3 separate regions of the Mus musculus genome follow, and all the other regions are linked to region 3. Evidence: chromatin loops called from intact Hi-C (ENCODE). Cell type or tissue: heart. All regions are shown on one strand. Each heading gives the region's core, and the rest is flanking DNA. Links, peaks and the distances in the headings are about the cores only.

What was found. A loop is a pair of places that touch in the nucleus more often than their neighbours do. Peaks named below come from ENCODE experiments on the same cell type or tissue, not always from the same donor. Only the 100,000 strongest peaks of a DNase experiment are listed, where the experiment ranks them.
Region 1: it touches region 3 in a loop (16-fold over the local background); 16 of 42 quality-filtered maps call a loop at or near these places.
Region 2: it touches region 3 in a loop (4-fold over the local background); 22 of 42 quality-filtered maps call a loop at or near these places.

What each region holds. Positions count from the first base shown.
Region 1 is chr19:23,129,868-23,137,938 of GRCm38, reverse strand. It overlaps 2410080I02Rik (a long non-coding RNA gene), which reads right to left and starts at 3,441. Exons shown (of 2, transcript XR_386610.3): 1 at 2,985-3,441; 2 at 828-2,580. In heart, for the core only: CTCF peaks have their summits at 1,842, 2,754 and 3,765; DNase peaks (open chromatin) are centred at 1,978, 2,148, 2,948, 3,688 and 2 weaker places; H3K4me3 peaks cover 2,632 bases; H3K27ac peaks cover 1,992 bases; H3K27me3 peaks cover 2,615 bases.
Region 2 is chr19:23,519,994-23,528,064 of GRCm38, reverse strand. It overlaps Gm34012 (a long non-coding RNA gene), which reads right to left. Exons shown (of 3, transcript XR_386614.2): 2 at 5,455-5,553; 3 at 5,013-5,073. Among named protein-coding and RNA genes, the nearest start is that of Gm34012, 27 kb to the right of the region's middle. In heart, for the core only: a CTCF peak has its summit at 4,140 (motif pointing right); a DNase peak (open chromatin) is centred at 4,154.
Region 3 is chr19:22,911,709-22,919,779 of GRCm38, reverse strand. It overlaps Trpm3 (transient receptor potential cation channel, subfamily M, member 3), which reads right to left. Exons shown (of 26, transcript NM_001362491.1): 20 at 5,221-5,349; 21 at 926-1,177. Among named protein-coding and RNA genes, the nearest start is that of Gm52388, 11 kb to the left of the region's middle. In heart, for the core only: CTCF peaks have their summits at 3,034 and 3,844 (motif pointing left); DNase peaks (open chromatin) are centred at 2,929 and 3,739; H3K4me3 peaks cover 1,277 bases; H3K27ac peaks cover 1,448 bases.

The DNA of each region.
Region 1 (8,071 bases), core at 1,338-6,337, 220 kb before region 3:
ACACAGAGCACCAGAAGTGGTATTTCCCACATCATGACTTTTTTCCTTGTATTTTTAAACAATATTTTCTATCTGTATTGAAATGTACTATAATAGTTTTATGATTAAAACCAGCTAATGCTATTTAGCCAGCATGTTGTTATCTCAATTAAATGTTGGGCAAAATATCCTGTTAATATTATGGCACATAAATCTAAGAGGTCCGCTTTCCCAAGTTAGTCTTCATTCATTTCTACTCCAAATACTCCCACCCAGGGGAACAAGAGAACCCAAAGATTGTAACTGTTTCTAGTACATGTTATTTTCCTTTGCACAGTCTCCCTACCCTATGCTGTATCTTCCAAGTTCCCATGGCTATGGCTTATTAGCCTGTAGCCAGAACAGTGAGCCTTGTTTACAAGGCTTCCCAGTAGAATTAATGTGAAGGCTATAAGGCCTCTTCTGCCTTAAATGAGATCTGTGACCTCACTTCACCTCTCCCAGCCATTTTCTTATCTGCGGACTGGACTGATAGGATTAGATTTAACACAGTTGCAGTCTCTTCAGACTCCCGAGATGCAGGGGTTTATAAAAATTCCTAGAGGCCAGGGTGGGCCTGTAGAATGTCACACCTGTAGTACCTGAAGTCACAGAACTAGGGAGGAAGAGAAAAGGAGATTATGGGGTATGTGAGACTCTGTCTCACACAGAAATGGAGAAGGGGGAACACTAGAGTAAGATTTGCTCTCTCAGAACAGTGCCTCATCTGCTTGTGTCACCTTACGGTGAAGGTTCGGGAACCTTAAAGCCAGTACTTAACGAGAATGCTTTTTTTCCCCTCAAAATTATTTCAAAAAACAGAGCCTAGGCTAGCCTCCAACTCCCTGCCGCCACCTCCCAAAAGCTAAAATTAGCATGCCATTTTTTTCCTAATTCATAATTTCACCCCCACCCCCTTCTTACACGGCTCTGTAGGAAGTGGCCTAGAGGCTTAGAATCTGTTCTTTTTCCTAGGTAAACCCCGGTAAGGTGTTTCCAGGCTAACGCTGCCGATTCTTGGGCCCCTCTTCTGGAGACAGAGTTAGACTGAGCCCGAAGCAGGGCTTCCCCCATCTTGTTGGGTGGGGCTAATCACCTGGCACTTAGTTTAAAACACAGATGGCCAAGTATGGTCCCAGCTCTAGGCCCGAAGTTCAGCTTAAAGTCACATGCTGTAGATACAGGTTTCTGCCGATTCTGGCTTTTCTCGGTATTTTCCTGCTGAGAGGCGTGGACCTTGCCCAGACAAAGTTGCCAGCCTCCCGGCGGGAAGGAAAAAGAACAGATGGCCCGCTGGGGGTAGAGGATCACGTGTCAGACCTCACATTGGGATAGATCCTCACCTCGCCCTTTCCCGGCCTGAGCTCAGCAGCTTTAGGGAATCTCACCCAGAGCACATAAAGGGCCTACTGGGGAAAGCTGTGTTCGTTTTGCTGAAAGGTGGTGAGTTTAGGAAGAATAGAGACAGGAATGAAGGGGTGGGCTCTTCACTAGAGCGACGTCCCTGGATTTGAAACAATCCGATAAAGCCGGATCTGGCGAACCGATTGTAGCCAGGTTGAGTTAACACCCAGTGTCTGGAGGGGGCGGGGAGCTCCGGCGCGAAAACTTCCACGACGCCCTACTTTACTCTTGCTCCACTAAGCAGCCTACCGCAAAACCCCAGGCCTCTCCATTGCGGAGCGGAAAGGCCATCCGTTCATGCATATGCAGGAGGATAAGTTTAGCCGGCAGCCCCCTGAGCTCAGAGCAGCCCCGCGTGGCGCTCGGGGCGGGTGCTCGGCTCCGGCCGCAGAGTGGCGGGCGGTTCAGCCACTTGCGCGCCGAGCGTCTGGGCCTGGCATCGCCCTTTTAAAAAGTCTTCCGCAGGCGGCCGCCGCCGCAGCAGCCGGAGGAGGCAGGTTCATTTGAGGACAGTCCCAGTTCTCAGAAATCCCTTCCCTGCTGGAACATCAAGCTCTCTTTGCTGCAGTTGAACAAACTGCCCTAGATTGGGGGACGAGGAATCCGCCCCAAACTCGTGCAAGGAGCTCCGGGCGCCCGCGCCCACGTGAGCTAACCTTGACATTAGCCCCCCCACACCTGAGGTGGAGGTGGAGCCACGAGGGAGGGTTGCTGGCCCCTGGGGCGCTAGCCACTGGGCTCGCACGCTCCACGTGAGCGCGCCTCCCTGTTTCGTAACTCTAGCGATGTTTCTTTCTTTCTTTTTTTTTTAATCCCTGAGGTACCATGGGTGTGAGGTGTGCTGAGAAGGCAGGCCACTTTCCACCCCCACATCCTCGAAGATCAGGAAAACCTGCCCTGCGGTCCCTCTGGGAAGACTGCAGAGTAGGGTGTCGCGATGACATCAGCTTCTAAACATAGTCCATACCGCACCCCAACTCTGGGCCCTGCGTGCAAGGCGCGGGGGTGGGGGAGGAAAAGAGAGGTGGGGTGGCTGGTGTTGCTGTCCCTGGGCGGGGCGGGCTGGCCGGCCAGGCTGTGCGAGTGGAGATGACTTTGCAGGAATCGTGCTTTCCACGACTGCAGCCACATCTTTCCTACGATGACCCAGCCACCCGGCTTAAAAAGAAAAAAAAAATTAATGTCGTTCCTTGCCCTCCCCTACCCCACAAAAGCTATGCACACACTCAAGCAGTATTTCGACCCGGTGTCCCTTTCATTTATAAGCCTATGCATCCCCAGCCAGAGCACCAGGGTTCGGCCGGGTGCTGGCGCCCCCCGAGTATGGTTCTGCCTCGAGGCTAAGGCTGCGCTGGGGTCGGCGCGGCCCTCTGGGTGAGTCAGAAGGGCTGTGTTTCCTGTGGTTGTTGTGGAACAGTTTGTCCTTTTTACCCCCCTCCCACCCGTCTCCACCCCCTTGGTAAATATAGCGCTCACGTTTCATCATCTCTTTGTCCAACGAGCGCCAGACACCCCGGCCCGCGGCCCACGCCGCCTCCCTCCTCCTCCAGGCTCTCGGTTACCTCGCATAACCCCGCGCACTGGCGGCAGCAGCAGCCGCCCCTCAGCCCCGGCGCCGTTCCCCGGTGCTTCCCACTGCAGGACACTCCCGCCCTCTGTCATCCCCTCCCCCTGCTTCCAAGTCCCCTTAAGCCCCTAGTCCCACCCATTCTCCCCGATGTCCCCCTAGATGTTTGGAGATAGTCACTCCCAGCTTTTCCCAGTTCCCGGAGACACCCCACGCTCTGGCCCGTTGCTGGGTCCTCCACCCCCTCTCGTCGCAAGTCCCAAGTCTGATGCCATGTGCCCCTCCCGAGCGAGCGCAGGTGACAGGCGGCTGAGACAGTTCTGATTCAGCGACAGTTGCTTGTACTTAGGGGTGGGTGCCTGGCGAGCAATCTCCTTCCCACCTCCTGCCACCCCTACCCCAGTAGGGACGTGGGCTGCAGGGTCGGGAAGACGAGGTGAGTGGATGACAGGCAAAAAAAAAAAAAAAAAAAAAAAGTGTATGCTTGTTCTTCACTCTCCCTCCCACTCCCTGTTTCATTTCCACACATACAGCCACCCACCGGGACCGGAGGCGGCTGGTGTTCTCTGAACACCGGGAACTGGCTCTCTCCGTGGTCTCCTGTTTACTTCCCTCTTCTTCCCTCTCCCTCCCTTCGCCCATCACCCGGGACTGCCTCCCTTCTGCCTACAGCAGCTGGGAAACCTGCCGCAAAACACTGCAGTCATGGGACTTTTCCTGCGCCCATGTGCCTCCTCCAGTTTGCCCTGTTCTACCCTGCCCTGCCCTGCCCTGCCCTGTGACCGCTTGGGGCGCGTCTTCGTCCTGGAAGGGAAGGCTCTTAAAGCTCCTAATCCAGCAGTGCGTCAGCTCTCTCCTTCTCTTGTCTCCTCTACCCTTCCCCCCACCCCAAACCTTCCTGCAAAGGCTGGGCCTGGCAGCCTTTTTGGCTGGAATACTAGGCCACCCCCATGAGCGGCCACCTGTCTGGGGAGAGGTGGCGAGACAGCTGACAGGTCCTAAGAACTCTGTACCCAGGAGGCAAGACAGCTAGTTTCTTTGCCATCCCAGACTGTCCTGTTTGTGCCCTGTTTGTGCCAGCTGCCCCAAATTTTCCTAGTGCTCCCCCACCCCCCGAAATCTATTCCCAGGGACACACCTCGAGAGAGGCAAACCCTTCTCTTTTTAAGCTTGCCTCCCTGCAGGGAAGAATTCAGCTTTTCCTTACAGTTAAGCTGAATGAACAAAGGGCCCCAAGGAAGACAAGAGGTTCCAGCTCTGTTTGCCGCCTGTCTGAGGTTCACCCCATTTTAAAAACCACCTCTTCACCACCCTCTGCTCACTGCCATGGTTACCACCGCCCTGTCCTTGAGCGGCACTGGTCGTTCAAAGGCAGAAACAACAAGGGCATTTTAAGTGTCCTTTTAAATATCCAAAACACTGTTGGCATTTAGGAAACAGAGAAAGGGAAATAAAAGGTCTGGTTGTTTCTCGTTTCCTTCCCAGCCCAGGACCCTGAATAAATCCTTTACCCTGGGTGGCCTCTTAGCCCCCCAAGGAGAGGACGAAGTTTATGAGGCCTCTGGAGTGGAATTTAGCACCTGTTAGCATTAGTGTTGTTCGCTGTGAGTTGCCTCTTCCTTTCCCTCCCTCTGCAGCTTTAGACCTTGCCCCCAGGCTAAGCTAGCTCCACCCGGCGCCTTGTGAAAGTCTTCTGACTTTCGCTCACCTTCATGCTCTGAAAGTCCCACACACTTAACAGCCTTCCCTCCCAGCTGTTAACACTGTTAGTGGGGTTAGCATTCAGGTAGGCAAATTGCCCATCTGAGATTCTCAACCCTGAAACACTCCATTGTTATTTGGGTACCCTAGACCTTTGCAACACCAGAAACTACCTCCATTTCTGAACTCTTAGCCTTGCACCGTACTTCCCAGCCGTACTGGCTGGTTTTGTGTGTCAACTTGACACAGGCTGGAGTTATCACAGAGAAAGGAACCTCCCTTGAGGAAATGCCTCCATGAGATCCAGCTGTAAGGCATTTTCTCCATTAGTGATCAGAGGGGGAGGGGCCTAGCCCCTTGTGGGTGGTGCCATTCCTGGACTGGTAGTCTTGGGTTCTATAAGAGAGCAAGCTAAGAAAGCAGGGGGAAGCAAGCCAGTAAGTAACATTCCTCTATGGCCTCTGCATAGGCCCCTGCTTCTTGACCTACTTGAGTTCCAGTCCTGACTTCCTTTGGTGATGAACAGCAATGTGGAAGTGTAAGCTGAATAAACCCTTTCCTCCCCAACTGGCTTCTTGGTCATGATGTTTTGTGAAGGAATAGAAACCCTGACTAAGACACCAACTAACACTTCTTTCAGAACAATTCTTCAACTTGGTTGTGGCCTCCAATCTCCTTTTTCAATGCTCAATCTTGTTCTTACGTCCCTCCTACCTAGCTGTGACATCATAGTCTCTATGCATGCACCCCTCACCTGGTTCCTGGAACTTCCTGGCAAGACGCAGTTTCTCTCCAACCTGCCATGCTGGACTAAAATATCGAGGCCAACTGTTACCACTCTAAATTTATGGTCTCTAGTGGGCTCACAACACTGTCCCTTTGCATATCCCCAGGGACTTTCCTTTCCCACACTCTGAAATAACTAGATTGCACCTTCTGTCCTCAGACACCCTCCTGGTTCCAAACACACTCTGAGCCAAAACCCCTGCTGCTTATTTCACTGAGAAAAGAAAGGCAAATTTGACAAAACACCTCACCTTCCACCTACTGCCCTGCCTTGCTGTCTTTCTGTTCAGGTGCTGCCCACACTTCTGTCCCTTAGAGACCCATTTGCATTTCACACAGGGCACCAGGATGCCTCCCCAGGGTGCCTCCCCATTGTCTATTGCAATGGGTAGGATATTGTTTGATCCCAAGGTTTCATGTATTGAAGTTTAATCCCCATTGTGAGATGGTAGAATATGCCAAGATCGATAAATTGGTCACACATGAGAATATCATTTAATCTGGGAGTTCGAGGTTCATGTCCCTTTTCAGAGCTTTCCTTATGCTTTGTGCTTGCTGAAGGAGCCAGAGGACAATAGGTCAGTCCCTAGAAGCCACGCTTGTCTACCTACAGGTTCCCTTCTAAGACCCTGACAAACCAAGACAGGCTTCTGCCTGACTTCACTCTAAATACACCAAAGAAGGGTATTGGGCTTCCTTATAAAGCAGAAGTAAGTAGATTCTTACAGGGGCTTCAGAGCTCTTCCCTCTCCAACAGGTCACACCAGGAAAACCTTTACCCAGCAAGGATGGGAGCCATGTAGATTAAGCTCCCTCCTCATGTTTTTCTCAGCCTCTCTACTCTAGCCCAGCCCTGAGATCACATGCGATTTAGGAAGAGTTGCATACAAGAGATAGTAGAGAGTGTTGGATACTCATGTGAGGGTCTCCCAGCCCTTCCTACCTCTCTACGTGAGGAGGTAAACACCCAATACAACTGGGATAAACTTTTGGCAAGGGGGTATAGCTGAACTCCCCAAAGAGCAGTTGTTTGGCCCAGAGGACAGTTCTTGGCAGATTCTAGTACCCTTGTCCCTTGCCAGGTGAAGCTCTATGCCTTCAATACTAGCACTGCCTTCCTAGGACTTGTATCACTAGAACCATGAGCCAAAACATGCCTTTCTTTTTAAAGCAGTCTGCTTTATTTTGTTATAGTGATTGTGATGGTTTGAATAGGAATAGCATCCATAAATTAATGAGTTTGAATACTTGGCCTATATGAGTGAGTGGCACTATTAAGAGGTGTGGTCCTCTCTCACCACCACTCCCTCTCTGTCTTCCCTAGACTTGAACCCTCTAGAGAACCGGAATCAGTGCAGTCAGGGCATGGTGGTGGTGGTGGGGGGTGGGGGCATCTCTGGGATGAGATAGAAACCTAGGACAATGGAAACTCCCAGGAATCTATGAGGGTGACCCTAGATAACACTCCTAGAAATGGAGAATATGGAACCTGAAATGACTCCCTCCTATAACCTGGCAAGGCTTCCAATGGAGGCAGAAGTGGGAGGAGTTAGTACACCAACCCAGCCACAGAATTTGTCCTGCCTACAAGATGTGCAGGGATAAAGATGCAGAAATTGAGGGAATGACCAACCAATGACTGGTCAAGCTTGAGACTCATGCCATGAAAGAGAGCCCATCCCTGGTACTATTAATAGTACTCTGCTGTACTTGCAGACAGGAGTCTAGCATAGCCATCATCAGAGAGGCTTTACCCAGCAACTGATGGAAACGGATGCAAAGGACAACAGCCAAACATTAGGTGGAGCTCAGGGAATCTTACGGAAGAGGAGGAAGAAGGATTGAAGGAGCCAGAGAGGTTATGAACATCACAAGAAAACCTGAAGACTCAACTAACCTGGGCCCACAGGGGCTCACAGAGACTGAACCACCAACCAGAGAGCATGCACAGGACAGACCTATGCCCCCTACACATATGTAACAGACATGCAGCTTGGTCTTCATGTAGATCCCCTGACAGCAGGAACAGGAGCTGTCTCTGACTCAGCCATCTGCCTTCGGGTACTTTTCCCCTAACTGCCTTGTCTAGCCTCAATAGAAGATGCACCTGGTCCTACTGCAACTTGATGATATGCCAAGGAAGGTTAAAATCCATGGGAGGACTCCCTTTCTCTGAAGAGAAGAGGGGGTATGGGGAGGGGAGAGGAGAGTGGGGGGCTGGAAGGAGAAAAGGGAGGGGAAGTTTAGATCAGATATAAAGTAAAATAATTAATGAAAAGAAAAAAGAGGTGTGGCCCTGTTGGAGTGGGTGTGGCCCTATTGGAGGAACTGTGTTCTGCCCAGTAACAGGCTCCTTCTGCTGCCTGCAGATTAAGGTGTAGAACTCCTTCTGCAGGACCATGTCTGCTGGTGTGCCACCACATTTCCTACAATGATAATAATAGACTAAACCTCTGAAACTGTAAGCCAGCCTCAATGAAATGTTTCCTTCATAAGAATTGCTTTGGGTTGGGCTGTGGTTGTGCACGCCTTTAATCCCAGCCCTCGGGAGGCAGAGACAGGCGGATTTCTGAATTCGAGGCCAGCCTGGTCTAC
Region 2 (8,071 bases), core at 1,338-6,337, 610 kb before region 3:
GTTTAGAAGCTTTCCTCATTTATCTACCTTATGGAATAAATTAGATATTTTAAGTGCTATTTCCTTGAAGTTCTGCTAAAGTTCTGCAGTGAATCCATCTTGTCCCAGACCTCTTGAGGTGAGAGAGTCTCTGTTGATGCTTCATTATTGTTGCTGGTTGTAGAACTGTTTATTCACTCAATCCTTTCACTTTGGCTTAATTTGGGCATTTCACATGCACTTAGAAATTCATCCACTTCTTTTAAGTTTCTTAAATTAGTAGAATATATGTTTTTAAGGTATGTCCTTATTATTTTCTGAATTTTATTGCTACCTTTTGTAATGTTTCATTTCTCCTATAATTTTATTAATTTAGGTCTTCTCTTCCTTTGTTTTGGTTAATTTGTCCAAGTGTTAAACAATCTTCTTTATTATCATTGATATCTGACTTTTTTCATTATAATTAATTAGGATACAAAATCTGATTTTAATTTTCATGTATATGATGAGACTTTCTTTGTGTCCTACTATGTGATCAGTTTTAGAAAAAGTTCCATGAGCTGCAGATAAGAATGTATAATATAAAGTGTTTGAATGTAATAATATGTAGATATCTGTGAGAACTATTTAACATATCATGACATTTAACTTCAATGTTTCTATGCTTAGTTTTTGACCAGTTGACCTGTTTATTGTTAAGAGTGGTGTATTAAAGCCATCCACTATCATTGTATTGAGATTAATCTGTGTTTTCATATATTGTAATATTTATTTTATGAAGTTGGGTATGCCCATGTTTTGTGGAAATGTTTTTGAACTGTAATCTCCTCTTGGTAGATTATTATTATTTTAATCAGTATGGAGTGACCTTCCTTATCTCTTCTGACTAGTTTGGGTTTAAAGTCTAGATTGTTAAACATTAGACTACCTATACTTTCTTGTTTCTTAGTTTGTTTAAAATAACTTTTTTGATCTCTATGTTAAGGTGGTCTCTATCTTTGATAGTGATATGTATTTCTTGGTGGTAGCAAAAAAGATGGGTTCCTTTTTCTAATCCAATCTACTAGTCAGGCTTTGACTGGGGAGTTGAGATCACTAATCTTAAAAGTTCTTGTTATCCTCTCATTTTGTTTCTTGTTAATGTTTTCTTGTACCTCTTTTGTTTAACTACCTTCTATTGCTTCTTAATCCCTTGCGTTCTCCTTGGTGCATTTGTCTATCTCTTCAGTCCTATTCAATTATCATCTTTAGAGTAACTTAGGTGTCACAAACTCCTTTAGTCTGCTTTTAACCATGTAACATTTAAATTAACTATAATAGATAGTTTTGCTAGGTATAATAGCCTGTTTTGGCAGTTGTGATCTCTCAGAACTTAGAATAATCTTGCCAAGTCCTTTTGGCTATAAATGCACTTAAATGTTTTCTGGTGGACCTGCATTTGTAAGTGACTGGACACTTCTCTCATGCAGTTTATTTTTTATACCTTTCATTATTCTGTATTTTAGTGTTTCAACTATAGAATGCTATGGGGAGTGTCTTATATCATCCTGTATATTTGGTGTTCTATAGGCTTTGTAGTCTCTGGATGAGTGTCTCCTTCTTCAGGTTTGGTGAATGTTCTTCTGTGAGTTTATTTTTATGCCTTTGATGTGACTTTCCTTCTTCTGTGCCCCAAAGTAGAAGATTTGGCCTTCACACACACACACAAATACACACACACACACACACACACACACACACACACACAAACACACAAACACACACAAACACACACAAACACACACAAACACACATACACACACATACACACACACACACACACAGAGAGAGAGAGAGAGAGAGAGAGAGAGAGAGAGAGAGAGACAGAGAGAGAGAGACAGAGAGAGAGAGTTATCATTGCCCTATCCTTTATCTTGTTTTCAAACCCCAATAGTGTTTTAAATGTGCCCCATTCCATTAGTGAGGCTTCCCACTGAGGTTTATTGAGCTTCTTGCTTTCAGCACCATTTCAGTTTGCCTTCTCTTCAATAACTGTATTTCTATATTGAACTTTGTTTTTCTGTCTTAAACTGTCATCCTCACTTCATTCAGCTCTTTGTTTTTATTCTCTTGAGTACATTTATATACATTTTTTGAGTTGTCAAACACAGAATCATTCTTCTGAAGTAATTGTCTGAAAGTTCTCCCAGGTCATTCTTACTAAGGGTCTAGTATTATGGGAATAGTGATTCTTGAAAACATGTTGTTTGCTATTTCATGTTATTTTTGTTTCCACACTAGAACTAATGCATTTGGAAGCAGTTTGCTAGTTGAGGTTTTTTTTTTTTCTCTTCTTTTTGTTCACATCAGCTTCCATCTTTCCGTGAAGGTGTTTACAGTGTTCAGAGAAAATTAAATAATAGTAGTAGGATAGAGAGGTCATTTTCCTCTGTGCAACTGCTATTTTGGGCTCCAGGCTCTTTCTGTAGTTATCTTCTGAAAGTCAGCTACCGTCTGCACTAACAGTTGTTATCCAAAGGCCAAAACACCCCCTACATTGTCTCTACTTCTGCTGTTCTTTGGTGTGGCTCTTCCACACTTGAATGCCCTTTATTTTACCTCTGACCCAGTTTTCACTTCCACAGCCTGCCATATATGGTGTGGAATTCTGTGTATGAGGTGCTTTTACCTGGCTCATCTCCTTGCTCTTCCCTCCCTGAGTCCACATCTTCCAGCATGAGTTGTGAAACTCCCCTGAAACTGTATCTCCTTGCCCTGGGTATCCCCTTATATTTATTACTTCATTCAGGAGGACTCCACCCTCATGACCTAATTACTTCTCAAAGGGTTAACTCTTAATTCCATCACATTGAGGAATAGGGTTCAATGCATGAATCATGGGGCATCGACTTTCAGTCTACAATGAAATGTGTTACTTACTTTCATCTCTGGGTTTTTCGTGTGATTTAATTAATGCTAAGCAGATGCCCCTAAGAGCTTTGGAAGACAAATGTTCACATCATGGGGCTGTTTGGGAGCAAACATGGTAGGCAGATGTTTGGGCTCTCATAGCAATTGCAGCTGAGGGCTCAGTGGCTTTGTGGGTATCAAGAATCAGAATGTGGAGAACCCACTTTCACAGAGATCAGCAGAAGTGGTGAGGGACCTTCTGATGGTAGCAGAAGTTACGAAGTATGGTTCTGGAAGCTGATCCTGGAAGCTCAGCCTAGTGCTTGATTCTAAGAGTAAAGAAAAAAATTAGAAGTCACAGAGTAAAATATGACTTGCAGGGGAGATTTTTATGATGTGCTAATGGGATCTGGTGTATATATACCTTCTCTTTCAATAGTCATGTCTAAAAGTACGAGACTGTTCAGTGGTTTTATTTCTCACTGCCTGGGAATGCTTGTTTGCACAGACAACCTTATGTCAACATTGACAGCTACATGAATAGGAGTGAGGCAGACAATACAAGCCACATGACCCACTACTCATGAGGTCACATAACATACATTATCTTTTCCTCCTTTTAATATACACCATGCTTTTGATCTTGAGATTCCTCAAAATCTTGACTCCCTACCCCCCTTTTACTTCAGACTCATTGAAAGTGGATATTTGCCAATAGCAGATGAAAAGCTCATTTGAATCAGGTGGAAACATGATCCTAGAGAAACAAATACCTGGACACAAACTTTAAATGATTAGTCTGTTTATTGTAGTTTCCCCTCTCCTCTAATCAGTTTATGATTATTAATTTTTTCCCATGTAGATCTTAGAGTAAGATCAAACAGAAGGCTGAGTGGTAAATCTGCTCCAATCCACAGTCATGGTTTCCTTCTATTAACTCTTTCACTACTGTGAAATAACCTCAAGATAGCAGCCTGCAGTTGTTAGGTCAGACATACATTAAAAGTAGAAGTGCCAAAGAAGGGAACACTTAATGCTGGTATGGCCTCTGTGCAAATCAGTGTGGCAGTTCCTCAAAGAGCTGAAAATCTACCATAAGATCCAGCTATGCACCTCTTGGGAATATATCCGAAGAGCTCTCTATTATCTCACTACAGACTTATTAGCTAATCTATGTTCATTATTCCTAATAGCCTGGGCTGTTAAGAATCAACCCAGAATCTGCCTAGCTACCAACTGAATTACTACCCCCATGTCATTCTCATATCCACCACTGGGTGGCACCAGCTGCCAGGTGTAAGATTGGCTGCACAGGACAATTTTCTTGGGGCTGCTTGTGGCATTCCCTGTGCATCACTTTCTGGGATGCACAGAAAGTGATGCCCAAGGGAAAGTTCTGTCACAGGTTTGCTGAAAGCATGTACTAGGGTGGGGCTCATGTTTGACCACTTGACCTCTTCTTTCTCAGGCATTTCTGCTCTTTAGATCCCGTCCTTGTCCTTAGAGGACTCAGTTACCGACTAGCCAGTGGCTGGCTACATTTGTTCTTCCAAACAGGGAAGTGAGAAAGAAACTACTCAGCTGGTCATGAAGCCTGGAGTTCAGATGGCCAAAGCACACAGGTCACTGAAGGAGGAAAAGAAGACAGATTTGAAGTCATCAAAAATAAAAATGTGCATCAAAGAACATTACTGAGGAAGTAAAATCAACTTTCGAGCAGAAAGTGCATTTGCAAACCACATATAAAGTTTCCTGAAGAGTAAGGAATTCTTATGGTGCGATAACTAATAGACTAGAACTAATTAGAATAATCTAACTTAAATATGGGCAGAGGGTAGGACAATGCCTACAATATATACATGAAGAACTAGCAAGGAAAACAGAAGATGACCCACACCATTAGCCCTAGGGGAAATCAAACCCTAAAAAGGCCTTGCTACCGGGATGGCCATCACTTACAAAAAAGGGGGGAGTTACTTCTGAAGAGGAGACACAGACTCCTCGCCTGTACTACTGGAGTACAAAACACTTGCAGGCACTGTAGAAAAATTAGGCGGTCCTTTTTAAAGTTATGCATTTCTCAAAAAAAAAGTTACTCATAGAGTGGGGTATGGTGGCTCACACCTGTAATCCTGGCACTCTTGTGAGGCAGAGGCAGGCAGGGGTCTGTAAAATCAAGGCCAGGAATGGCATCATAATAAGATCCTGTTGAATAAAAACAAAGAAAGAAAGTTAGACTCAGAGTCACTAAACATGCCCCAGAAATCTTATACACAACACAATAATAAACACACACACAAATACACACACACACACACACACACACACACACCACTTAAGCACGCTCACCCTAGAAGGGTAAGTACAGTGTATACCTATGAGTGGAACTTCTAGATCACATGACATTCCATGCTTGGCTTTGTGAGAAACTATCATCCCATTTATGGGAATCCCCCCTTTAAGTCTGCTTCTTCTACGGCCCAAGGCACATGATGGCAGGGAACACGAAGTCAGCAGGGAGTGCTAGCTGTAGCCAAACATTGAATAAAGACATTCCTTCCACATGAGCTTTTATTGAAGACTTACTATGTGTGCCAGGTACCAAGGACACAGATCGGTTAGGTTATCCTCCACGGTAAAGCTGTGGCTTATGGCTGAAGGGGCGCATACTCTGCTGGGGAGAGACTGTAAGATACATGAACACAACCTTATATGTAAGCAGAAACTGAGTTGAAACAGGCCTGGGTTTTTATACAGATGATGGTATTAAGCCAAGTTTGCTTGAGTGGGCCGAGGATTGGGGAGATGAAGAAGCCCCCCAGTTGTGGAGATGCAGATCCTGGATGAGGGCTCAGGGCACTGCAACAGTTTGGATCATCTCTAGAGCTATTTAAGATTTTTGCAAGTTGCTTTCCTTACTGTTGTAGAAAATAAGATTGACTTAAATAAGGTAGGAAAGTTGTTGGGGAAAGATTATAAATTAAATTTCTGTCTGATTTGGAGCCATTATTGGCACCTGAAAGAGGGTGTTTCAGAGGCTTATCTTTAGAACGGTTGTATGACTGACGGGGTTTTTATGAGCAGTTGGGACGGCAGGGAAATGGAACTCTGCATACTACCAATTCTGACTAAATGTCCCCATACTGTCTAACTCCTTGGCATGACACACTTGTGACTCAGACTGAGGTTACAGCAGCAGGAGTTGTTCTTGGAGATACAACATTTTCGTTGGTTGTTTTGAGACAGGATCTTGCTATGTAGCTCAGGCAGATCTCCATCCTCATACCTTTGGTCTCTCCTTGACTGCTGAGGTAACAGACATGTACCACCATGACTGTCTGACATACAGTGAAAAAAATCTGCTCATTTTCCTTTCTACTGTATGCACAGAAGCAAGACAGGGCACGATGAAAATGCCTTCTGATGGCCAAAGCTCAGAGCTCATCCTCTGTCCTCTCCAGTCTTTTTCCTTACACACTAACCTTCTCACCTATAGCAAAAAAATCATGTCATATATATAAATATACATGTATACATATATGCATGTGTATGTACAATATATATTACATATATACATATACACATATAATATATTATATATATGTGTTTTATATATACATTCAAATGGAAATTAGAAAAATAAGTTTTAAGACAAGAGACTAAAAATCGGAAGACTTGACCTTCTAGCTGTCAACAATGCCCTAAAAACCTGAGTTCTTCTCATTCCCTTTCTACGAGATGGCACCTTCTCAAATGAGCTCTTCTTGGAGTCTCAAAATGGCTGTAAGCCCTGACCTGTGTGCTCCCTGTCCACCTCGACAGCATAGGAAAATGTCATCCCAGCATCCCCCATGGAAGTCCTGAGGTCACTCTGCTGATCTCGCTGAGGTCACGTGCTCACCTCTAATCTAGTTGAGGTGGCTAAGCGGTGAAAGCAAAGCCACAGGCCAGGTGGCACGCCTTATGCCTACGGGCAGGAGTCGTTTCTAAAAGCATGTAGCTCTCTGAAATGGCATCAGAGGTCTGCCCTTTACTGATGTATTTCCAAGAGCAGCAAATTGTTTCAGGTCCACTTGCAGGCACACCTAAGCTTATCTCTAGCTAGATAAGCTAGAAAAGTAGTCTAACTTTTCTCAGCCTAAGCATTCCTACTTAAGTCGGAGTATTATCTAGAAACAAGAACCATGTGGAAGAGTCCAGAACTGTGTGGAAGCTTGTGGCCAGAGACACACGATCACAGAGAGGTGGTCAGCGGTAAAGACTCCTTTCCCCTGTAACAGTGATGAGGTGATGTCATGACTTCAACTCTCCAGACATCTGTTGGGAGGTTCCTGTTGCTAAAAGTGGAAGGACTGATTAGAGGACAAATTGCACAGAGCCTCCGCTCATTTCTAACCAAAAGGGAAAGCCAGTTGGTGTCCCAGAAGGTATGGTGACCGTAGGAGGAAGTGACTGAATCATCTCGGAATTTGTAATGGCAGGGAAGAGGAACAAATGGGCATGTTTAGACACACCCATTGGCTTTTCTTCTTTTAATCTGAAATCAGTAAAATGAGTTTGTAGTGTGTTTCTAAAAGGGACCATCACTTACGAAGAACGCGTAGCTTACAATAAAAGGATGCTTACTTTGTAATCATGGCTTATTCTAATGACGGGGATGCAGGGAGTGTCCCTTACAACCACCCAAAGAGAGGAATAGAAAGAACAGAAACAGAATTTTGAAGGAAAAGTGCACAGTCAAGGCTGAGCATGAGACCAGAAGCACAGATTTGTACCAATAAATCATACAGAAAAGCCAGCAGGGAGCAAGTTGATTGAGACTGGAAAAATATTAAAAACTAAGAGACTCTTTCATCTCTACCTTTGTGTGTGTGTGTGTGTGTGTTTATGTGTATGCGTGTATGTGTATTTGTGTGTGTGTGTGTGTGTGTGATTTGTGTATGTCTGTATGTATGTGTGTGGTGTGGTGTGTGTGTGTGTATGTGTATGTGTGTGTGCATGCGCGCAAGCACTCACATGCATGGGTGTGGGTGTATAGATGGGCAAAGTGGGAAATGGCCACTGGACCAGGCAGTTTTAAATCAGACAGGGGAATGTGGAGTTATCCATTTGTTGCTTCACTTGTCCCCTGCCCACTCCCTTTAGAAAAAGGCTTTCCAATGTGGAAAGGCTAGCATTGCAGAGAAAACTATTCCAAAAGAAA
Region 3 (8,071 bases), core at 1,370-6,369:
CCTCCATGAGATCCAGCTGTAAGGCATTTTCTCAATTAGTGATCAAGGATGGGAAGGCCCAATGTGGGTGGTGCCATCCCTGGGCTGGTAGTCTTGGGTTCTAAAAGAGAGCAAGCCCAGCAAGCCAGGGGAAGTAAGACAGTAAGTAACATCCCTCCATGGCCTCTGCATCAGCTCCTGCTTCCTGACCTGCTTGAGTTCCAGTCCTGATTTCCTTTGGTGATGAACAGCAATGCGGAAGTGTAAGCTGAATAAACTCTTTCCTCCCCAACTTGCTTCTAGGTTATGATGTTTGTGAAGGAATAGAAAGAAACCCTGACTAAGACAGAGCCCAAGTCCTCCTCCAAGCCTGGCCTCTGTGAGCATCCTGAGTGAACCCACTGTTACCTGTGGTCTTTCTGTACTTTGTAGGTCTCTCTGAGCATCTTTCACCCTGTATGCAAAGTACTTCCTTTCCTCTCCTTCTGCCCCAATCTCACAAAACGGCATTTTTGCCCAACTTTTCTTTTTCTTTGGAGATAGGCTTTCTCTGTGTAGCCCTGGCTGCCCTAGAACTAGCTCTGTAGATAAGGGGCCTTGATCTCAGAGGTCCGTGTGCCTCTGCCTCCTGAGTGCTGGGATCAAAGGCCTATGGAACCACTGCCCAGCTTTGCTCTACTCGTAAGCCTGTGCCTGACGTAATGCAGGTGATCTTTCCATATGCTTCAGTTAGTAAATCGGTGGATGGTGATTAAATTCTTTAGTCTTTATATAGCAATTATAGTCAAATTCACAAAACACTCAAAGGGAATTTAAAAACTCAAACACCCCTGGGGCCATCTCCTGCAGACCTTGGTAGCAAATCCAGATGACTCACATTTCTCTGTCTACGATTATGGATCTGCCTCTGTGAATGGGTAACACGGAACCAGTTGACCTTGCTTACCATTTTCCCAATCATCATCACATATGGGCCCAGATACTTGTTCACGCCGAAGATGTCCAGCAAACGGATATACCAATAAATGATGTTCACACAGTAGATGACCCTCCCGTCACTCCTGAAGGGCTGATCTTGAAGACGAAGGATCATTCCCACCGAGAAGAGAAGGATGGCGATGAGGTCTGTGACGTTCCAGTACTCCTGAAGCCACACCTTCACCTTCTGCAGCAGCTTGCCCGGCTCCGACATCAGGATCTACGAGGCAGCAGAGAGGGCTTAGGTCTGGCTTCTCCTATACTTTCAGCTCAGCTGGTAAGTGCTTTCTTTGTCCGTTAGTGGACATAGGAGGCTATCTGGCTACTCGAATACCTGTATGCTACAAATTTACAATTGAGCTAAGCTTAGGTCATCCAGGTGCACACAGTCTGGAAGCAGATGTAAACAACAGGTTTGATCCTTGGTATTGTCTGGCAATTCTGAGGCACTGCAGGCTTTTGCTACAACATTATGTATTCCCAACACATTGCAGAGCTACAAAATCTTTATCTCAGTAAACAGCTCTTCAGCACTGAAGGACATGGGCCACTCCTACAGGACACCTCCCATTCCTCTCTTGCATCACCTGCAAGTACAACCCCATTAATGGCTTCTCTCCACCCCCATGGTTGCCACTGAAGTCTAAGTCCCATTAGATAAGGCACATGGTGGCACCGATTTTCTAATGGCATGCCTGTCGTCACTGTGGCCACCAGCCTACCATTTATTTCCTGAGCAACAACACACAATGTGCTCTTTAAAAACCTAAACCATGACATCGTTGGTGATTAGAGTTGTATGTGTAAGCAAAGGACCATCAAACAGCACTTCAGCATGGGTTCCTTTCATTACAGGTAAATTATACTGCATTTCCTAAGCTATCTATCTAGCTAGAGAGATAAAGAGGGAGTTGGTGTGAACCAGGAGTAAATGGCTGAGTTCCTCTTCTGCGCCATCACTGCTAAGCCATCCCTTAACACGGGCCTTAGAATCCTGGGATCTAGTAGACCAGTGGTTCTCAGCCTTCCTGATGCTGTGACCCTTTAATACAGTCCTTCATGTTGTAGTGACCCTCTCAACCATAGCATCATTTTTTGTTGCCACTTCATAACTGCAATTTTGCTACTGCTATGAATCATAATACAAATATCTGCATTTTCTGAGGGTCTTAGGCAACCCCTGTGAAAGGGTCATTCTACCCTCAAGGGGGGGAACAAAACCCACAGGCTGAGAACCACTGCAGTAGAGCATCATGGGAGAGTGGAAAGGGAAGTGAATTTCAGACGACCCAAGAGGTTTCAGACCTAGCTCACTTTTTTCTGGTTGTGGCATACCAAACAATTGCTCAATCTTGTTTCCCAGACCTGTAAACGGGGGTGGGGGGGGTGGGAGGGTGGGTGGTGGGTGGATGTGATGATCATGGCTGCCGCTGCCCTCATAGACTTGTGGGAGAACTGGGTGAGATAATGTCTACTAAGGCTCGCTGTAAACAGTTCCATAGTATTAAGGGCTTACTGTGGCCCGGCTCTGGTGACTACATGCAGAAGTATGCGCTAAAGAGAATGGGAAGGCAGCACATGAAACCACAGCCTTCCTCGTGTTTGCTTGGGAGGCACGGAAGCATGCAAAATTTTCCATCCTTCCAGGATCTAGCATCTGAGTTCCCAAGGGCTTGTGTACCAACCACGAGGAGGCAGGAAGGCCAGTGCTTGTGGGAGTTGTCACCCATTCCATAGTTGAGCCCTTCCTTACAGAGTTCAAAGTAAAGACATGGGGGTAGGGGGAAAGGCGACCTCACCAGTTGCAGAGAAAAAGGTCAGGCACACACACAAAAATGGCCACAACCTCACTTCCCCACATCTTCCTCAGAGACAAGCACTCTTCAGCTGACCCGGTCCTGACCCGGCATCGGAAGCCCCACCCTGCCTGCCGTGACGCGCAGCTTCCTAAGAAATGGATAGCCAGGGCTGGAGGTTGCTGGCCGCCTGCCCACTTGGCAGCTAATCCAGAACAGTCCGCGGAGTACAGGCTGCTCCCTGTCTTCTTCCAGCCTCGTCCTGGACAGACTCCAGTCTCCACACTCCAGTCTTTCCCTCCTCTGCTTGTGATGGGGAAGGAATATGTGGCTGGGTATTGAGTCTCCAGAATACTGGCTGGCATCACAAGGCGGCAGGGCTCCTAGCGGAAGCGGGCTCAGTTCTCAGAGCTACACAAAGTCCCAGGCAAATTTATTTCTGTTTTTTCAGCTTACAAGTCCATGGTACTGTTCAAGAAACGGAAGGCCCTCTGAATGGCAGAACCCAGTGCAGAGAATTGGCCGCACCAACACAGACATCTTCCTACCTTGGTCCCCTAGTCATTTAATCCAGTCTCTAATCAGACTGAGACTTGTACACCACTCTCAAGCTTCTGGGATGGGGGAATGCTAATTAGAATGAAAATAGCACCCAAACAGCTCCAGAGAAAGGTGCTGAATGCAAAGTGTGTGTGTGTGTGTGTGTGTGTGTGTGTGTGTGTGTGTATGTAAATCTCAGTGCAGTTAAGTTTAATAGATAGCACATCTTTCTTCTTTGGAAACCATCCCAGAGATGAAATTCAGTCTGTGAAGCTGTCTGGGTGACGAAGGTGGGCTTGTAGGTTTTAACAACTGGCCCTGCCTCCCTCCGTACCCACCCACTGTAATGAAGAAACCAGGATTGTTCCGGGGCTCCCAGAACCGCAGCCTTGACAGGAACGGTTCCTACTGAAACGGCCCCGCCCACTCACTGCAGCTCCAGGGAACAAGCAGAGGAGTCGCTTCACCTTGCTGTCTTCCTTCCGGGCAGGTTTTCTCTGGTGAGGTTGGAGTTTGTGGAGCGCACTGGGCAGGATTGCTGCGCCCTCTTGTGGACTGTTTCTTGACCACAGAGCTTTTAGAAGCTTGGACTCAAAAGGGCGGCTGGGGTTAGCTATTCTTTTTCTTTTTTCTTTTTTCCTTTTTCTTTTTTCTTTCTTTCTTTTTTTGTTTCTTGTTGTTTTCCTTCTCTCTCTCTTTCTCTCTCTCCTTTTCTCTTCTTTCCTTTCCTTTTCTTTTCTTTTCTTTTCTTTTCTCTTCTCTTCTCTTCTCTTCTTTCTTTCTCTTTAAAACTTAAGTGTTTGGAGCAGTACTAAGTTTGCAGAAGGCACTTTCCATGGTAAGTGTGGATCCCTACAAAGGGTCTTAAGTGGTGGATTGATGTTGACACATTATCACTCAGAGACTACAGTTCACATCAGGGTACACTCTATGGGTTTGAACCTATGTGGAACAATTTGAATCCATCACTAGAAAGGCGTACAAAGAATTTTTGTGCCCTTAGAAGCCCTAGCCTTCACCTACCATCATTCCAAAGTCCTACCCCGGCAACCACCTATCTCACTGGTCCCATAGTGCTCCCCCACAAGTTTCCCCAGAACTTCATGTCTGGAATCATAAAGAATATATCCTGTTCAGATTTTTTTCTTTTTATGATTACACACCTACATTTTCCCATAGCCTCATGACTCATTTCTTTTTTAGCACTGAATAAAATATCCTGTCCATGTGGTTAGCTTTGACTTCAAACATGTCACACAGGGGTGGGCATTTCTTAGGCTGTCTGGTGGTAGGTGAGGAGAGAACTACTACATCCTCAACTTGAAATACCACAACTGTGTGTCCAGCCTCCATGATGCTCCCTAGGGGTGGAAGGCTGGCGGACGATCAGCATGTGCAGGATAGACATCAAGAAGGAACCAACTCAAAAACAAACTGAACAAAAGGATACATGCAGAGGAGTTGTTTCTCCCTGCTCACCGTGTGGGTTCTGGGCATTGAACTCAGGGAACTGTGCTTGATGGCGAGTTGCTGAAATACATTTGGAGAGGTGACACTGGATTGGTGGACAATGCCCAAGGAGATCCCAAGTAAGAGGCTGAGATGGGAGTTAAGAATAGCAAAATTTACAGCGTCATCCTCACAGGGATGAGAAGACAGAGGTGTAAATGATATCGAAGCCCACTGGAGAACTCTTGGAGCAAAAAGCATGTAAGCAGGAAATAGACTTAATTGCTCTAGGATACCTCTCTAGGTTTGACACAGAGGAGAGCAGCAGCCCTTAGCAACTCTCCAGAACACAGTTTGGGGCTTAATTTGGACCCCACGTTCCCCTCTTGGCTCTCCCTCGCCAGAGTCGATGAGCCAACATCTCCCTTCCGTTTTCATTTATTTATTATTTCATTTATTTATTATTTCATTTTGTTACCTCTCTCATCTTCTCTATTCCCAGAGTGAAAATGTAGGAGATGACAATCCATTCCTGAGTGGAAGGCCAGCGCTCCATCTTCACTAACACGATGTAGTTGAAGAGCATCAGGTATCCAATATACGCCAGCTGTAAGGAAATACAATACAGTAAGTAGTCTAACTGCAGAGGCCTGGGAGCGGGGCCCCGGGTGAGCCCGCTGCACTGTGGCAGCACAGAGCAAGGTCAGCAAGCAGGGAACCCATGGCAAAGGAGATGTAGAGTCTTAGATACCAAAAAATATTAGTTTTCTGTGTGCATTCCTGTGGGGCCCGAGGACAGTTCACAGAAGCTGCTCTTTCTATCCACCATGTGGGTTCTGAGGAGCGAACACAGGTCGCTGGGCTGATGGCAAGATTCCTTACCTGCTCAGCCATCTCTGCCCCACGTAGGTTTAAAATAGGCTATCATAGTTAAAATCATTTGGTTTTTGAAGTTAGTTGTGACCCTGATACGTGCCTCTGGGGCCCAACCTTGGAGCTTTCTGTCACTGTGTATGAATCTGTGTGCCTGTCACCAGCTGTTGGGATGTGTGTATGTGTTCATGTGTGTATATCTTCATGTATATGTGTTCATGTGTATGTATGTTCACGTGTTTGTGTTCATGTGTGTGTTCATGTGTATGTATGTTCATGTGTGTGTGTTCATATGTGTGTATGCTCATGTGTATGTGTTCACGTGTGTGTGTGTGTGTGTGTGTGTGTGTGTGTGTGTGTTTTTGTATGTGTTCTGGTGTTCTGACTTAGAAAAGAACCTGTCCTATCAGGGCTGTTCTTGCTTACGTATAGACTTGGCTTTCCATGCTAGGGTGACACTTACTTTCAAATGTTATTAATTTTTAAATTATTGTTGAAAAATTATTTCTAAAACATTACAAATGTATACTTAATCCTCCCCCCCATACCTGCCAGGTAGATTAATGCCCACCAGAAAGAAAGGAAGACAGCGATATACTTATAAGTTGGTCAAACTACAGTGTAAATTGACTAGACGTAATCTCCAGGCTCCACTTCTGCTCTCTCCTGAGTTTATAATGTCTTCCTGGTGTTTATGACCTGCAGTGGTCAGCTTCTTTACCTGTTTTCCACTGTATTGTCATCTTGTCCTACCATGGTTGGAATATTCCAGTTTGCTTTCTGCTTCTTTGAAATAAACCAAGAGAAAATAAAGCAGTTTATGGGAAGGCCTGGGGTGTGTGGCCTGCTGTGTACCAGAGTGGATCAAATCCTCCTGAGGCTCCAGCATCTGGAGTTTGAGTCCTGATGTGACTGGCTGAAATGCTAGTTATGAGTTATACTCCTCAGGGCCAAGGCTTGGAGTCTGTTCCTGAAAGATTCACTGATGTCAACGTGGGAAGGAAGGAATTTGTGGCGCTCTTGCATAAGAAAATTTACCCCAAGGGGAATGGCAGTTGAGCGAAACCTCCTGTAGGCCATGCTCCTAGATGAGCAAGGCCCTGACTGGCCTCAGGGGCTGTGGACGGGAACCCAGAGTGAGCTGATCCCAATCTGTATGCCTTGATGGGTCATGTGGCAAACTACAGGGCAGACTGTGGGTAGGAGGACTGCAGATTTGAGGAGCTGAAGACATTGGGTGACCTTGGGGCTGTAAAGGCAAGTTATGTGGCAGAAGCCACAGCCTAGCTAGGAGATATGAGATGTGGAACCATAGAGATGTTGTCTTATCTACCAATGGGCTCTTTCCTTCATTTTATAACTTGAGTAGACTTTTAATGTGAATCAACGGTACCCCTGACACCACCATTATATCTTGACACTCGTCTAGGTACAACTGTGGCACAGACAAAGACAAAACCTCAAACCAAAAGTGGCTTGGGTGATTCCAGTGATCATCTTATGGAGGTGCCAAGGCCGAGAGCCACTGGCCAGGGTACTTGTGAGGCAAAAGCATTGGAGCTAAAAATTGTCTGAGTTGAATCAGTGGGGACCAAGAGGATCAAGGAATTCAAATGGTGGGAATGTTGAGCACCAATGAAGAAGCCAAGGCTTGGAAAGCTAAGTAGGGCCAGTGTTCATCCAAGAGATGCTTAATTCTTTACACAATTCCTCCCATCAGTTTCTCCTATGCTTGGACCAGGAATCTGCTAACATTTGCAAAAGTCCACAGGGTGGTTGTGTAGGCCAAGAGGGTTTGTTTGTTGTTGGTTTTTGTGTGTGTGTGTGCTCATAATTAACTTTATTTTGTTTTAGCACATGTGTGGCCAGGTATAATAAACACTGAAATTTTTGAACTCCATATTTCACAAGCTATTCTATTATTTTTAAAGCTATTTCAATCTTTTTTTTTTTTAAAGGTAAAAACAAAACTAACAAACAAAGCCAAGCTGGGGCTGTAGCTTGGTGGTATAACACTTGCCTAACACGCCTCAGGCACTGGATTTGAGGCATGGCACTATAGAATAAATGAAATAAAAAAGAAAGAAAAAGAGCTTTAGTTTGTAGACCATAGGAGCAGAGTTTCTTTCTGGCTCTAGTTTTTTATTCCATTTTTGGTTGTGTCAACTGAATCAGAAGAATAGAAGGAAAAGGGCAGATGTGGGCATGCAAAGGAGGTACAGATGTTCTATTGATGAAGCTGCTGTTAGCCTCAGGGAGGTCATTTGCGAAGCATCTGGAACCTTGCTTAAACATAGTCTGCTCTATAAGTGATGCTTGTGGTGCTGAGTGGACAGATGACTCTGGCCCTGACTGCCTCTCTGAAATGTGACTTAAGCTAGAATAATAACACTAGTTACTCCCACACTGTACTCACCGGTCCAAAGACTATTGTAAGTGCTTTATGTACTTCACAT